3 separate regions of the Mus musculus genome follow, and regions 1 and 3 are each linked to region 2. Evidence: chromatin loops called from intact Hi-C (ENCODE). Cell type or tissue: left cerebral cortex. All regions are shown on one strand.

Evidence for each region. Hi-C counts contacts between places; a loop is a spot of excess contacts. Peaks named below come from ENCODE experiments on the same cell type or tissue, not always from the same donor. Only the 100,000 strongest peaks of a DNase experiment are listed, where the experiment ranks them.
Region 1: a loop joins it to region 2, with 1.8 times the contacts of the local background. A loop is called at or near these places in 1 of 42 quality-filtered maps.
Region 3: a loop joins it to region 2, with 1.9 times the contacts of the local background. A loop is called at or near these places in 1 of 42 quality-filtered maps.

Annotation. Positions count from the first base shown.
Region 1 is chr3:68,468,727-68,471,226 of GRCm38, reverse strand. All of the region lies in intron 4 of Iqschfp (Iqcj and Schip1 fusion protein), which reads right to left. All of the region lies in intron 1 of Schip1 (schwannomin interacting protein 1), which reads right to left. Among named protein-coding and RNA genes, the nearest start is that of Gm22073, 78 kb to the left of the region's middle. In left cerebral cortex, a CTCF peak has its summit at 1,404 (motif pointing left); no DNase peak of the experiment used is centred here.
Region 2 is chr3:68,245,083-68,247,582 of GRCm38, reverse strand. All of the region lies in intron 4 of Iqschfp (Iqcj and Schip1 fusion protein), which reads right to left. All of the region lies in intron 1 of Schip1 (schwannomin interacting protein 1), which reads right to left. Among named protein-coding and RNA genes, the nearest start is that of Schip1, 180 kb to the right of the region's middle. In left cerebral cortex, no CTCF peak of the experiment used is centred here; a DNase peak (open chromatin) is centred at 1,273.
Region 3 is chr3:68,083,848-68,086,347 of GRCm38, reverse strand. All of the region lies in intron 4 of Iqschfp (Iqcj and Schip1 fusion protein), which reads right to left. All of the region lies in intron 1 of Schip1 (schwannomin interacting protein 1), which reads right to left. Among named protein-coding and RNA genes, the nearest start is that of Schip1, 20 kb to the right of the region's middle. In left cerebral cortex, no CTCF peak of the experiment used is centred here; a DNase peak (open chromatin) is centred at 1,169.

The sequences.
Region 1 (2,500 bases), 220 kb before region 2:
CTAGGAACTGTTGAACATTGGGATGCAGCAGACAGGGCCACCCCCACTGGCGTGTTTCTGACTCCCCCCGAGCTGTGTGCTCAGGTACTATTATCCTTCCCTTATGCACTTGAACTGAGCCTCAGACACACTAAGGAAGAAGCCCAGAGTCGAACACTGAATTTAAACTCTCAATCTAAGGGAACTCTAAATCCAGCCTCTTGGTGGAAGAGCTGTTAATCCAGGAGACCAGCTTCAGGGTGGGAGTGGGGTCATTTGTCTTCCCCAGCTGGTGTGCATGCTGTGACAGGTATTTGGATCATTTCAGCTGCTGAAATGTCTCTTTTCCTTCCAAATGTGGCAGAGAGATTGTCTTCCATATATGTCATACACATTCCTGTTACATACAGTAAAACACGCCAGCTCTTCAAACAGCCTGAATAATGCAAACAGCACACACAGTGGTGTTCTCAAGAACAGATGTGAACTCGTTAAGAGACTTCGTAGAAAAGCAGCAGCAACTGGTGTTATTGAAGCACATGTAAGAATCGCTGTCTTCTAACAAAAATTCTCCTTCAACACTTTTTATTGGAGTGGACCCCTCTTACAAAGATGCCGAGATGGTTTACTGTTGCTCTTCAAGCACATGGAATGTTATACCAAAGGGAAAAGTCAACTCTTCTTTGTCTCGGAACACAAATAAGTAGAAGTGAGCTTGCTGTAAGAAGGCCCACAATAAGCCTGCTTGATAACTAGGAACGAGTTGCCTCTCCTTAAAGGGGACTGGGAAGAGGAACATGAACCCACTGTGGTTCTAAACTTAGGCTGCAGAGCTAGTTTCTGCTTCCAAACCTCATTTCCTCCTCTAAGGATGATATATTTCTCCAGGTCACAGGGAGAGAAAAAAAATGAGTTACTCATTTACTTTGTAAACAAGGACACCGAGGTGCACACTAGCTAAGGAATTTCTCCACAGTCCTAGAATAAGTGAAGGGACCGGAAATGTAGCCCAGACCTGCTGAATACCAACTGGTCTTCCTACATCCTTGGAAAGTCCCTTCTAATCCACATGCTAGTAGTGAAGAAATTGAAGCATGCTTGAGATAAATGGCCTTGTGAATTCATACCATTGGTATGTGACTGAAAGTCACTGTGTGAGACGTTTAAGAAGCTGTACTTTTAAAATGCCTTGACTTTGCTTACAAATGATCACAATGTCACCTGACAGAGATGTCGGGGCTTTGGGGGATGAGATTCTGCTCTTCTTGCCTATGTGCACATTGAAAGCAGCATATACACATGTATGCATGCATATGTGTGTGTGCATATGTATGTGTGTGTGCAGATGCTATTATGCTATGGTGCCCTTGGAAGTCAGGGGACAATCCTTAGGAGCCAGTTCTCTCCTGCCACCTTGTGGGATCCAGGGTCAAATTCAAACCATCAGGCCTGCAAGCAGTCTTTTGGACTCTTCTTTCTATATTAGCTTGATGCAAAATGAACAGAGCTAGTCCCATAAGCTCAGATACTGCCTATGTTGTGACTATGAACTTTATGCCTGGACAGTAGCATTTGTGGTGGTAGGTCAGGCTCAAGAGAGTCCTTTATGGTTTTCGGGTAGCAAGTCAGAGTCAGACTTTGCCCACACATGAACAGCCAGGCAAGTGAGAAGCCCTTGAATGGAAATGGAAAACCTTGAATGGAAAAAGCCCAGTTGCTTAAAAACAAAATCTTTTCAAGGAGTCTTGAGGAAGCACTAACAAGTGCATAGGGCACTCATTAGTCAATAAATTAGCTAATAAATTCTTCAGTGACTACCCAGATATATGAATATTTTTTTACAAGGCATAGAATGTGTAAGGAATTTTAATCCAATTTTAAACCTTTCCACCACCAGCTACTGCACCAAAACCGGCTGGCCTCAGAAGATGAATAGCCCCTGACTTAGCAAAGAGAGAAGGCGACCCCACACCCTGCAACACACCATCGCTCTTTTAAATTCCTGGGCGGACTTCACTTTCGGCCACAGCTGATGAATGAGCTTGGTTAAAAGGCTTGGGACAGGAGATAAAATGACCCTTAAGGTTTTTTTTTTTTTCCTTCTGCCACACCCACTTCTCCTTAGGCAATCAATAAAATCCCACTTCCAAAAGAATGTATCTTAGCCTTTCCTAGATGCCCTGTGCTAGCAAGTATTTAGACCTTCAAAAGTTCTGTTAGTTGATTTCAGATTGGTTACTTAAGAGGCTACAACATCTGGAAGCAGAGTTAGTTAGTGAATGATGGAGGTACAATCAGCTTAAGAGCACCTAAGTCTTCCTGCCTAGGCTGGTGAAGGACAGAATTCCCCAGCGTTTTTCTTCACATGGTATTTGGGAGGTAACAGCGACACTTTGCCACAACTGGAGTCTTCCTCATCTAATTAGCCTCTTACAGCATTATATCGCAGGACTTCTCACAGGCACCCCTCCTAGCCCCACCTTGGGTCTGTGACTGCGGGGGGGGGGGGGGGGACTTACAG
Region 2 (2,500 bases):
TAGTCCTGAATTTCAACACAAAGAATGTATCCACGAGGCAGAATCTTCCTCCACTCAGCCCTCTGGGTGATCACTTTAGGAAGTAGAGAACAGAGCCACTCAATTTCCTTTTCCTCTGACATTTACCCAAGTAAAATGATTAGACGATTTTTACTTAATCTCCCGAATCTCTCCTTTCTTTCCCAACCTGCAGCAATTTTCTCTCACAGTGGAAGGAATATCTGTTATTCTTTCACATCTTTTTTATATTCATGGATAGAATTGTTGCCCTTTGAACAAGACAATTATTCCCTAAAACATAGAAATGAGTTTACTTCCCCCATGGTTCTGAAGTAATTATATAAACAAAATTTTAGAATGCAAAGGAGAATACAAAATAGAAAGAGCTGTTGGCGGAGTTAATTGGCTGATCTTTTTATGTAGATCTAATTTGGGATGTCAATTGAATTTTTGGAAATCATTGTTTATTTCCTTTGAGAATTATTTATTGCTCTGCATAATTTGAATGTATAATACATAGTTGGTTCACTTCTGCCTTATAGCTTGGTAGAGAAATACTGCTTCTATCAGACAGAGATTAAAAATATTTGTGAATCAGTTTTTCCACCCTTCCAGAATAGGTTTAGAGAAAATATACAGATTTCAAATGAGCATGTAATGAATTGTTAGACTTAACTGTGCTTTAATTATTTCCTGATATTGGACAGCCAGTAGAGGCCTGGTGGGAGGGACCAAGGGGATGTGAGCTTTGTCTCTCTGTGACCTTGACAGCCTCAACTCACCTCTTCCCAGTCCTCAAATACAAATGTGCAAAATATTCTAATAGTGATGTCTGCCAATCCTTCTGTCCCTTCTCTCTGCCCTCTCCCTCCTCCCTTTCTTCCTTTCCCAGTTATTTCTTTTTCTTGGTTTTACTTGCCTCCTTTCGTAGGAGATAGCACACTGACTTCAGAATTAGACAATGTTACCTGACTGGTGTGCTAATTCTGCAACGCGGTGATGCTGGCACTTTGTTTCCCTACTCTGGCCCCATCTCTTGCATTGCAATATGATAATAACCCATATTTTAAGGTGACTTTCAAGACTGTGACAGCCTAGGAAAAGCACATAGCCTAGGTACACTCCAGACCCTCAGTAAAGGACAACTGTTAACACCATAATGTGGCTGCGAAGAGCTTGTGATAGGACAGCTGTTAAAGTCCCACATCAACATGAAAAATGGTGTCAGCTTGAAATGCAGCTAGCACCTGCTCCTTTTGTAAATCTAACTCAGTCTTGAGTGCGGTGACTGGGCTGGGTGCCAGCATCGCTCTCTTCCTGCCTGCCCAGAACTTGCAAAGCACCTACTTCTGAACTACTGTGAATTTTGACAAGTTCATAAACTGGTCGATCAAATGTCACTTTCAGAATGACTCCTTTGCCATTGAAACTCAAGCCAAGATCTTTCTTGGTAAAGCCGGCAAGTATTTTACAAAAGGATATTCTAGGTAGCTGAGCATGCAGTCTTCTTGGTGAATTCATGTCTAGTGAATTGTGTCTGGTGATGACTAGTGAATCATGTCTCTTCCATATTGGCAACTCTATACAAATGGCCAATCTGCCAGGTGCTGGTTAGGTACAAATCTAAAGACTTGTTTCTTCCTCCCCACCCCAGGACAGCCCAAACCTCCTTCAGAGCTCCTGTGGAACTTCCATAGTAAATCTTAGTGTTCCCCTCCCCCACACAAAGGTCTTTTCTGTATTCTCAGCATTGATAGACTGCAAGGGAAAACTCATTCTTCGCATCATCATCTTCCATTGCTTATGTGTTTGTGTGTATGCACTTGTACAATTATCTTAGTCCTTGGCACACTGTAGGTAAACAATAGATACCTGTTATACCATTGATAGAAGGAAGTGTTTGTGTGCATAGTCTATAGTGAGAACGCCGGACTCTAAACAGTCACTTAGTTATTTCCATTTTATTGCCTCATATTACATTTTTGTATGTCAACTCACGATACTTACAAATGCTTTTAATTTTGGAAGTAAAACTTAGGTAAGCTGTTGTATTTTTAACCCTCTAAGCCCAAGATGTTTTGAAGAATGATCTAACAGAAAACGTAAACACAACTTCATTATGAAATAGTCAGCGGATATAACATTGTCTTAGTATACTGACGGCTCTCTTCATATTCAAGGAAAAGTAGCCAGACTTAGTAATTCTGTATGCATCCTCCAATTTCATTACATACATTAGCCATGTAAGATTTTAAAATAAAGACACCTTGCCATATTCATTCAGTCTGCTGTAGAATTCTGCTCTCCATACATTGACTACTTTTAAATTAATATTTGTTTGTGTATAATGTATGTCTATTTGCATAAGGGCAGGTACCAGTGTGTGAGGCATGGTTGTGGAGGTCAGAAATTCTCGGATGTTGGTCCTCACTTTCTATCTCAGTTATGACAGGCCTTCTAATGTTTGCCCCTGGATATACCAAGATGCAGGGCCCAGAAG
Region 3 (2,500 bases), 160 kb after region 2:
GGACAGAATCCATAGATGTTGATAAGTGTTAAGAGCAACAGCCTTGAGGATAAGGGTGTGACACAGACAAGGATGCTACCTTAACTGGAAGCCCAGGAATTTCTGAGCAAAGAGCCTTTTGTGTCATAATGAGGTCTGAACGGAGCTAGTGTTAATCAGAGCTGAGTCTTCTAAGAAAGTAGGCAATGTAACTGAAAATAACAAAATTGGAGACTATGGACATGATAGAGAATACATTTATGGGATGTCAAAAATATTTTCAAGGAGAACAGAAAGAATGAAATAGAGTCATAAGCTCAAAGTAATTAAAATTCCGTTGACATTGGTATTTCTTTGATGAGAGACTTTTTGTTACTTCACAAGAGGCAGTTCAATCTTACTCTTGCATTCATGTGACAACCAAATCCTGTTCCTTCATAGGCATGTTGCAGCCAAGACAATTTATGAAAGCCACGTGAGAACTAGTTAGCCTATAGGGGCAAATACAATCATGAAGACATCGGCCTTCTTTTTTTTAATAAGGCATTTTTATTAGATATTTTCTTCATTTACATTCCAAATGCTATCTCCAAAGCCCTCTATACCCTCCCCCTGCCCTGCCCCTCAACCCACCCACTCCCGCTTCCTGGCCCTGGCATTCCCCTGTACTGGAGCATATGATCTTCGCAATATCATCAGCTTCTTTTATGAAAGGAAATTTTCAGAAGTATCACTAAAATGTAATAACTAACAGAATTGTGGAATATACTCATGACAAATACCAAATATTGATACTCGCCTCCTAGAATTATTTAATTATTCTCTGAGGGGAAATTAAAGAAAAAAATATATAACTTTGTCCTAAATTCTGAATCCTAAACTCACAGATGCCATGTAAATTGACATATTTCCTCCCAGCCTTAGAAAACAACTGGATTTTAATTAATTTTGTACTATAAATTATTTCTGCAAATTAAAATCAAGTTCCTTGTCATGGCAAAGGGTTAAAGATTCTTCATCCCAGAAAGACAAGAACCAATGGAATGCTAGGTTGAAGCAACTTATCATCCTGACATCACAAGCATAGCTCTCCATGGTACTCCTAGCAACCATCAGGCAAGCATAGCAACAGCAGCTGGTACACTGGAATGGCATTGTTTAAAATAAATATTCTTCCTAGTTGGCATTTGCAAGTGATCTTTTCATTCTCACTGTTTAAAATATAAGTGTGAACATGTCTTAAGAAAACAAACGAAGAAGGGAAAGCACTTAGGTATGAGGGAAGAGTTACGGGAAAATGCTCACTTCCAAAAAGAGTCCATGTGTCACCCTCTACTGCCACCAGAAATTCCCTCCTCAGAAAAACCAAAAGGTTTAGCTACAATGGTCCTCCAAATTTAGAATGTTACAACCATCTTTAAAAAAAACCCACATAGGCTATTTCATTTCTCCAGCACTCGGAGAATGCTTGTGGCTATGTGTCATGTGTGTGTGCGCCAAGAGCCACAAGTTTCCAAGAGAGGTGAAACACCACAAGTCAAGCCCACAAGGAGCTATGAAGAAACTATGTGGAGGAGCAGGAGCATGGCCTCTGGGTAGAGACGTGGGTCTGGATATGGTTAGCTCCTGGCAATAGTGACTGGTTACGTTCCGTAGATCCTCTGACGTTCAGTCCTTCATCACTGAAGTGAAGAGTCCCAGGGACTCCAAAGGTCAGTTCCAAAGGCCCATGTGAAGCTCAAGTGAGTTAATTCATAGAAAGTGCTGCTTAAAATAAGACCAAGAATAAATAGCAAGTGCTGTAGATGCTGTAGATGAGTGCACTTGCATTAATTTTAAGATAAAATGTGAAGGATGCCACAGATTAGCTAAGATGCCACGCAATTGCTAGCTAAGAAAGGCAGTATAGCTTGGAAATTGAGCAAAACTATAAAGGAGGTGAGTTCGATTAGGTTTTCAATGGAGAACAACGATAAAGGTACTCTACTCACCATGGAGCAAGGCAGTCTACTCACCAGTGGCTTGCAAGGAGGGAGAAGGCAAACGGCATAGAGGACCAGGAGGCCTTCACCTTATATTGTGGCTCTTCAATGGCTTCACTGACAAGAGGCCGCTACAGTCAGTAACTTTTGATGGAAATCTACATGTTTGATGTACGAGTTAAGTTTTAACCAAAAGGAATGCAAGGAGTTTAGGTTGGCTGAAGGTGCAGAGAAAGGCAGTGGGACAGAAGAGGGGGAAGCTGCACACTCCAGTGACGTCATACTGAGGAGCTGGTCTTTACTGTGTAGGCGTTATTCCTCAGTGTGTCACAGGATCTTCCCAAGGTATCAACTTGAGAACATTTTAACATGTTAGTTAAAAAGGTATATTTCTTAAGTGAAGGACAGGATTTTCAGATTAAAAGAAAAAAGAAAGTGTCAGGGGTGGGGGGAGAAAGAAGCTTGGAGGAGCAGGAGCTCAGGATGACCTGCTAAAGACCCTGCCTTTAGCTTCTTCCTTGCTCTCTTCATTCTAAGAG